Regions from separate parts of the Mus musculus genome. Here region 1 is linked to region 2. The links are chromatin loops, found by intact Hi-C in ENCODE. Cell type or tissue: heart. All regions are shown on one strand. Each heading gives the region's core, and the rest is flanking DNA. Links, peaks and the distances in the headings are about the cores only. Region 1 overlaps Matn2 (matrilin 2). Region 2 holds the start of Matn2 (matrilin 2).

What was found. Peaks named below come from ENCODE experiments on the same cell type or tissue, not always from the same donor. Only the 100,000 strongest peaks of a DNase experiment are listed, where the experiment ranks them.
Region 1: it touches region 2 in a loop (2.4-fold over the local background); 1 of 42 quality-filtered maps calls a loop at or near these places.

Annotation. Positions count from the first base shown.
Region 1 is chr15:34,373,476-34,377,863 of GRCm38, reverse strand. The region is part of intron 4 of Matn2 (matrilin 2); the gene reads right to left. Among named protein-coding and RNA genes, the nearest start is that of 9430069I07Rik, 18 kb to the right of the region's middle. In heart, for the core only: a CTCF peak has its summit at 2,377 (motif pointing right); no DNase peak of the experiment used is centred there.
Region 2 is chr15:34,304,516-34,308,903 of GRCm38, reverse strand. It overlaps Matn2 (matrilin 2), which reads right to left and starts at 2,223. Exons shown (of 19, transcript NM_001358780.1): 1 at 1,996-2,223. In heart, for the core only: a CTCF peak has its summit at 1,793; DNase peaks (open chromatin) are centred at 1,893 and 2,193; H3K4me3 peaks cover 1,258 bases; H3K27ac peaks cover 692 bases; H3K27me3 peaks cover 358 bases.

The DNA.
Region 1 (4,388 bases), core at 159-4,158, 69 kb before region 2:
TAGCCTCAGTTAAATATTTTCCTTTTAAGAGTTGGCATGCCCATTGTGTTTCTTCATGGCAACAGAACACTGACATAGACCCGTGGCAAGTCCAAGCACAACACCGATCTTTAGATTTCCATCATCCTTTCCTCTTCCCATCTGACTATAGGAAAGGTTCTAGGAAAACTTTGTATGTGCTCTGCTTGTCCACCTGCACAATCGACACCAGATGCCATGAGTGACGAGCCAAATTACAGGGAGTGACAGAGGAGTGACTATTGACAGTCTGGCTTGAGTTAGTCATCACATATCCACAAAGTGCTGAGCAGCTGGTCATTCACACGCAGTATGGGAACATGTGTATGGGGGTTCTCCTCAGCCATGGGCTTAGGAATACGTTAGAGGAAGAAGAGGTTAAAGGCACCTTCAACCCATCAGTGAGTCAGCCTCTCCTTGGCACAGGTGGGCAGACAAGATGATGCTGTTTTCTGGCAAGGAGACTCCTTGGATGCCATGAAATGACAGAAATGACACTCTAGTTACAATCCTGCCATTAAAATCAGCAAAAGCCAGAGAGCATAAAGGGGACTGAATGAATTAAAGAGATATTCCTTTGGTTAAAAAGCATCACTACATCAAGGGTGATGAAAACTCAGTTACCCAGAAAACTGTCAGCTGCTGACTCTAATCTTTATACTTAAAAGGAAAAAAAGAGTCTGTACCACTGAAACAAAGATTGAGTTTATCTTTAACTGTGTGTTTGTATGTGCTCACCAGCATAGCTGCCTACAGAGGGAGCACGGGGTCAGATCCTCTGGGGCTGGTGACACAGGCTGTTGTGAGCCACCTGACATGGAACTGAACTGAGGTCCTCCGCAGGATGCTCTTTGTGGTTGGGCCACCTCTCCAGCCTCATCATCCTTCCTTGTTACTAAAATATCCCTTATTAAATTAGTTTTTGACAATTTTGTACAAGTAATACTTTTCTGGTTCTCTCGCTCTTCTTTCTCCCTACCAGTCTCTTCCCCATATTCATGTCATTTCATCCTGTGACCCACTGAGTTTACCCTGGGCTTTCTGTGAAACCTTGAGTTTAGGACTATCCAGTACATCCTGGGGGATGGAGTTACCAATGGGTATACAACTAAAGATAATGACTGTCCTTCCCCAGGAATCCATCTGTAGGCAATAGCTCAGCAAGGAAGAGTCGGGCCCATAAGTTCCTATGGATCTATGATTAACTATGGCCAGTCTTGTGAAGGCCCAGTGCAGGCGGCCAGGGCTGCTGGAACAGCGTGATTTCAATGGCTGCTATGTCCTGGAGAGTGCATTCTGTGGTCCTTCTCCCATATTCCCGCTCTTACATTCTTTCTGCTCCCCATTCTGTGATTTCCCCTTGGCCTCAGAGGGGGTGTCATAAAGCCCCCTGCCTTTAAAATCTTTTTAAAATTTATTTTATTTATATGAGTACACTGTAGCTGTCTTCAGACACCCCAGAAGAGGGCATCAGATCCAATTACTGATGGTTATGAGCCACCATGTGGTTGCTGGGAACTGAACTCAGGACCCTCTGGAAGTGCTCTGAACTGCTGAGCCATAAGCCCCTTTTCTAGGGATAAGCCCTCTACTGTCACATATTCTTAGCACCATGAACATCCACGGGTCTGCATTTGTCTCATTTACTTTGTACAATGCAGGTTCTCTAATTGTCCCTTCCTGGGCATGATGGCTCAGTCTGCAAAGTTACTGTCTTGGCAACATGAGGACCTGAGTTTGATCCCCAGAACCCACATAAATAGCCAAGCATGGTAGCAGGCACTTATTTTTTTCTTTTTTCTTTTTTTTTTATTACATATTTTCCTCAATTACATTTCCAATGCTACCCCAAAAGTCCCCCATACCCTCCCCCCCACTTCCCTACCCACCCATTCCCATTTTTTTTTTTGGCCCTGGCGTTCCCCTGTACTGGGGCATATAAAGTTGGTAGCAGGCACTTATAATCCTGGCAGTGAGATGGGAGGCGGAACAGAATCGCTGGCACTCCCTGCTAGCTTGCCTCACACCCTTGGCAAAGACATAGGCAGACCCTCAAGCAAAAGGTGCCTGGTGCCTGAGCAACAACAGCTGAGGCTGTCCTCTGACCTCCACAGACATGTACACATGTGCATACACACACATGTGCACATACACAAAAACATACATAAATAAGTACTTGGCCTTTGAATTTTGTATTGTGCTTTCAGATAAACATTAAATTGACAAAATGATAAAAACGGATCTCTATTAAATAAACTGGGCACTTTTTAAAAAACTTTTTATTTTTATGTGTATGGGTGCTTGCCTGCGTGTACAAACGACTGTGCACCACATCCATGAATGTAGTTCCCAAGCAGGCCAAAAGAAGGCATCATATCCCCTAGAACTGGAGTTAGAAAAGTTGTGAGCTGTCATATGGGTGTTGGAAGTCAAACCCAAATGCTCTGGAAGAGAGCCAGTGTTCTTTTCCATGGAGCCATCTCTCTGCAGCTTGAGCTGGAGCCCTTACAAAAAAACTTAAGATTTACACTCTCACATATTAAACTGCTCAGGTCTAAGCAGGAGAATGGAGACGGAGGGGACATGCTGATATGCAGGAGACCAGGAGAGGCTTGGCATTTGGAGTTTACTCTGGGAATTCCATGGAACGGGGCAGGAGAGCTTGGGAAGGATTGCTAACACCAGATGCTGAGAGCCCTCTAGTAGGCTGCCGAATCTGAACTCTGTTCAACAGGGGAGACTCCATCCAAACTGTGCTTTGTATTCTCGTGTGACTGACAGCATCTGTCACAGGTATTCTCAGCTCTGGGGACCTTAGCAGACTTCCAGCATAGCTCAATGAAAACCATTGACTTGTATGAGAACAGTATTAGGGCCCTCAGTCCCAGGCTTCAGTGTGCCTGGAGGGTGACAGCCAGTTTGCCTGGTGCTATGAGGAGTTTTGGCCTCACACACTGGCTGGCTGTGCACTCCAGCGCAGACCCTGCTTGCTCCCTCCCCAGCATGCATCATGATGTTAATGGTGCATGTGTTTATATGGTGATGCAGTCACTGGGTCATCCTTTGTGCTGGCTACCTGCGAAGGGACTTAGAGTCCCTTCGCAGGTAGCCAGCACAAAGTCTTGCTGCTGAGAAAATACGGGCCCAGCTCATGGCAACAGTTGCTTCTAGCCATCTCTGCAGGAGGCAAGAGCTTGTGTCTCTGCTCCAAGTATTGCCTGGCTCCGTTAGGGTCACTAGACACCCTCCCCCAACTCCCCTCCCACTCCCACACAGCCTTCACACAGATGTACTAACCAGGAAGAGCAAGAAGAGGTGGGTATAAGGGCTTTTCGTTAGTCATTTACTAACAGTTGCCTGGCTTCAAAATTCTGAGAAAGCTTTTGTAATAACAAGAGAAAATTCGTGTATTTTCGTGTATTGTCTTTTCTTCTTTCTTTCCTTCTTTCTTTCTTTCTTTCTTTCTTTCTTTCTTTCTTTCTTTCTTTCTTTCTTTCTTCCTTCCTTCCTTCCTTCCTTCCTTCCTTCCTTTCTTCCTTCCTTCCTTCCTTCCTTTCTTCCTTTCTTCCTTCCTTCCTTCCTTCCTTCCTTCCTTCCTTCCTTCCTTCCTTCCTTCCTTCCGAGTTTCTCTGTGTAGTCCTGGCTGTCCTGGAACTCACTCTGTAGACCAGGCTGGCCTCAAACTCAGAAATCTGCCTGCCTCTGCCTCCCCAGTGCTGGGATTAAAGGCGTGCGCCACCACTGCCCGGTTCGTGTACTGTCTTAAAAGTATCATTTCAAAACAAATGAACAAGGTACTTGAGATACTATGTGGTTTTATTTTTGTACCAGACGACTTAGAACAGACAGAGCAAATGAGGAAATGCTGATTATTTTCTAGACAGGCCAGGACTCTGCAAAGTGCAAGGAATAACTGTGTGGCCCTGTCTATTAGACATTCTGGAGTCCTTTCAAAAAACACTGATGTTAGAACTGGAAGATGCTCAGATAGTAAAGTGCCTGTCGGGCAAGCATGAGGACCTGAGTTCAATCCCAAGGCAATATAAAAAGTCAGACACAGGTGCTTGTAACCCCAGCACTGGGGAGACAGAGATAGATGAGCCAGCCTAGCTTGTCTGGTAAGCTCCAGGACCCAATGAGAGATTCTATTGGCATCGAGAAAAGGAGAGGGGGAAAAAAAGAGAAGGGGAAAAATGAAAGAAAAAGAAAGGAAGGAAGAGGAAAGGAAAGGAGAAGGACAGGGTAGGGCAGGGCAGGGCAGGGCAGGGCAGGGCAGGGCAGGGCAGAGCAGGGCAGAGCTCCCCTTTCCATTCCCCATTCCACCACACTAACCATGAAATTCACTTACTTACAGTTGTGCCAAGATACAC
Region 2 (4,388 bases), core at 95-4,094:
ACTGGAAATTGTTTTTCAGACTCTCCAGTGGCTCATTTTTCTTCCTTGTCTTTCAAGGAGCAACATCTCTTTGCCTTTCTTAAAATCTTGAGCCTCATTCCAATTGTCTTTTTTTTTTCCCCTTTTGGTTTTTGGAGAAAGGGTTTCATGTAGTCCAGGTTTGTTTTAGAGTTACTATGTAATCAAGGATGATTTTGAACTTCGGACCCTCCTGCCTCTCTGCATTTCAAGTGTTGGGTTATAGACATGCACCACCATGCTCAGCTTTCACCTAGCCTTTTGCTGTCAGACATGCGTGGTCTTAGCTAATAGGAGTTTGACCTGCCTGTTATCCAAGGCTGTCTCAGGTTTCAATTATGCTATGATATCCTCAGCGATGAACTTCAGGCCCCATGCCTCTTGACCACCTGGGTCTGGACTCTGGAAGCCAGAACCTCCAAAACCTGGGTTTATAGAAGAGATCTGGCTGGTTATGTGGGGGTCTGAAGCTGAAGTCTGTCAACTGAAATGAAAGCAGGAACAGAAGGGAGATAGAAGATGAAAACCTGCAGCCTTTCCTTCTTCAATGGAGTTTCTAAGAGAACAAACATTAGAGGAAACCTTCTAAACAGAATAAACAGGAAGCTTAGAGGAAACCTTCCTGGCTACAAACTCACCTTGGTATCTTGGCTGGCTTTGTGAAATTATCACTTTGAAAGAAGGCAGGGCCGGGCGTAGTGGTGCATGCCTTTAATCCCAGCACTCAGGAGGCAGAGGCAGGCGGATTTCTGAGTTCGAGGCCAGCCTGGTCTACAAAGTGAGTTCCAGGACAGCCAGGGCTATACAGAGAAACCCTGTCTTGAAAAAAAAGAAAGAAAGAAAGAAAGAAAGAAAGAAAGAAAGAAAGAAAGAAAGAAAGAAAGAAGGAAGGAAGGAAGGAAGGAAGGAAGGAAGGAAGGAAGAAAGAAAGAAAGAAAGAAAGAAAGAAAGAAAGAAAGAAAGAAAGAAAGAAAGCAAGCAAGCAAGCAGGCAGGGAATGTTCTCGAATGGACATTTGCACAAAAATTCCACTAACACATATACATTATCTGCCATCTTAGAGCATCCCTCAAAAGGTTTTGTCCTAGAATTAGGGAGGGGATGAATTCAGTGTTCACACAGATTCCTTCCTTTTCTAGAAAGGTGGGTAGCAGAGTTCACTAGCAGTAAGAGACTTTTAGAACTATTCTCTGTACTTCAATGAAATCTCATTTAATCCTGTAGGCATTATAATCCCCTCTAGATGCATGAGAAAATTGAGGCATTGTGTTGCTGGTTGTCTCCAAGTACTCCAGCCTGTAAACTTGGCAGCTGGGGTTTGAACGAGGCCTGCTGATTCCCAAACCTCTGTCCTTTACCCTTACAGCTTCGTTGTCCATTCCTCAAAGGCTAATGGGAATTGCATCCTGTAGATGCACTGTGGGAGCGCCACAGTGATTACTGTACAGTATCTCCAGAACACCAACTCCGGGAGACCTTACAAGGGTTTGTCCCCATATTTTTCTGTCCTCTCCCCAAACTGTCGTCCAGTTTTCCAGCAACACAAAATGCCCTCTTCTTATCCCTCTTCCGAAATACAAGGAAGCCAGAGCTGGACACAGAAAGCAAAGGAAATCTAGATGACACTGGTCTTGAGGTACCAGCCTACAGGAGGAACCAAGTTATTTTCTACCTGGTAGATAGGATTGTCACTGCAAACCCACTCAACAAGTCCCTATTCCCTGGTCAGTGTGGAGGGGTTCTGAGTGTCCCTGCAGCGAAGCACAGCGCCCCCGCGGGGCCCTCGGGTACTACTGCCGCCCCATGTGTCCCGCGCCTGGCCCGGCGTGGCGGGACTTCTCCCGGCCGAGGGGACCTGCAGCGCCGCCTTTCTCTCCCACTCTCCACAGGGAGACAGCGGGTCCCCCAGGAGAGGGACAGATTTTGCGTCTGTCGGTCAGTGGGTCATCTGCTCCCGGGTCAGCGCGCCGCGCTCACCTGCAGCCACCGCCGCCGACACCCGGGAAGAGAGACAGGGGAGCAGCTGTGAGTGTCAGTCTCCGTGGTCCGCCGCCTCGCCCCGCAGAGGACCGCAGAGCTCCTTGGGCACCGATCCCCGGACGCGAACAAGAATCCCGCGCCAGCGCCGTGTCCTGAGAAGCCGCCTTCAAGTCCCATCCCAGTGCGCTCTCCGCGCTTGCTGGCTGCCTGGGAGGCTCCCTGAAAGGGCGGCGCGAGGAGGCGGTGCCGTACAAGGGTTGGAAGCGGGCGGGCGGAAGGAGGGGTGTCCTCTTTGGGGACGGGGAAGGCGGGGAGAGGCAGCAGTCAGAGCTGCCCCACGCTACAGGCAGCCCCCAGCTCGGGGCCAAAGACGCTCTCCTTGCCTGCTGCCACCCTCAGACTCCTGGTGCATCCCTAGTCCCTGTGGAATGAATGGATCTCCAGAGGTTGGAGTAACTGGAGACTTTAGGGAGCGTGTGGGTCTGGGGCGGGAGTGAAGTGGGGTGAGGGTTTCCTGGTAACAGGAGACACAGCTGGAGTCATATAACATGAATTGAGAATCATTTTCTTCGGGAGGCATCCATGGAGCACGATGATGAAGAAAGAAGTGGTGAGACTTAAGATGACTGATGACACAGCCAGAAGTTGTCTTGGCAGTCTAGGACAGCCCCACCAGCGCCAATTCATATTACTAGTATCCACTGGCCCTGGACCAGCCACTGGGATGGGAAAGGCCATTAAGATGCTAGTTCAGATCAGACTCAAAAACTTAAATCTTTCCATGGGTACTTTGTTCCCCATTCTATGAAGGAACAAAGTATCCACACTTTGGTCTTCCTTCTTGAGTTTCATGTGTTTTGCAAATTGTATCTTGTATATTCTAAGTTTTGGGGCTAATATCCGCTTATCAGTGAGTGCATACCATGTGTGTTCTTTTGTGATTGGGTTACCTCACTCAGGATGACACCCTCCAGATGCGTCCATTTGCCTAAGAATTTCATGAATTCATTGTTTTTAATTGCTGAGTAGTACTCCATTGTGTTACAGAGACAGGAGTTACAGAGACAAAGTTCGGAGCTAAGACAGAAGGAAAGACCATCCAGAAACTGACCCACCCGGGGATCCATCCTATATACAACCACCAAACCCAGACACTATTGCATATGCCAGACAGATTTTGCTGACAGGACCCTGACATAGCTCTCTTGTGTGAGTCTATGCCAATGCCTGGCACATACAGAAGTGGATGCCCACCGTCATCTATTGGATAGATCACAGGGCTCCTAATGAAGGAGCTAGAGAAAGTACCCAAGGAGCTAAAGGGGTCTATAATCCTATAGGAGGAACAACAATATGAACTAACCAGTACTCCCCAGAGCTGTGTCTCTAGTTGCATATGTAGCAGAGGATGGCCTAGTCGGCCATCAATGGGAGGAGAGGCCCTTAGTATTGCGAAGATCATATGCCCCAGTACAGGGGAATGCCAGGACCAGGAAGCAGGAGTGGGTGGGTTGGGGAGCAGGGCAGGAGGAGGGTATAGGGGGCTTTGGGGATAGCATTTGAAATGTAAATGAAGAAAATATCTAATAAAAAATTATAGAAGGCAAGATTTCTTTTTTTAAGCATTTATTTATTACTATATATAAGTACACTGTAGCTGTCTTCAGACACAGCAGAGGAGCGTCAGATGTCATTACGGATGGTTGTGAACCACCATGTGGGTGCTGGGATTTGAACCCAGGATCTCCAGAAGAGCAGTCGGTGCTCTTAACTGCTGAGTCATCTTTCCAGCCCAGAAGGGAGGATTTCTATAACTTCCTTAAGAGAGGAAACATTACCTGAGATAGTGGCCATCCTAGGAGAGACAGAGAGAAAACAGGACTGATCAGTAGCAGGGAACCGAGCTAACTCCCAGACTCTGGGATTACCAATCTGGGATGGCAGGATGCTACAGCAGACCAGACATCTATCTCCTAATAAAAACCCTAATTCTGGGGCTGGAGAGATAGCTCAGGGCTTAAGAGCACTGGCTGCTCTTCAGAGGTCCTGATTTCAGTCCCCACCAACCACTTGGTAGCTCACAACCATTTACAATAGGATCTGATGCTCTCTTCTGGCATGCATATGTACATGCAGATAGAGCGCTCATAAATAAAATAAATCTTTTAAATAAAAAAACAACAAGCCGGGCAGTGGTGACGCACCCCTTTAATCCCAGCACTTGGGAGGCAGAGGCAGGCAAATTTCTTGAGTTTGAGGCCAGCCTGGTCTACAGAGTGAGTTCCAGGACAGCCAGGGCTATACAGAAAAACCCTGTCTCGAAACAAAACAAAACAAAACAAAACAAAACAAAACAAAACAAAACAAAGCAGCAACAACCCTAATTCTAT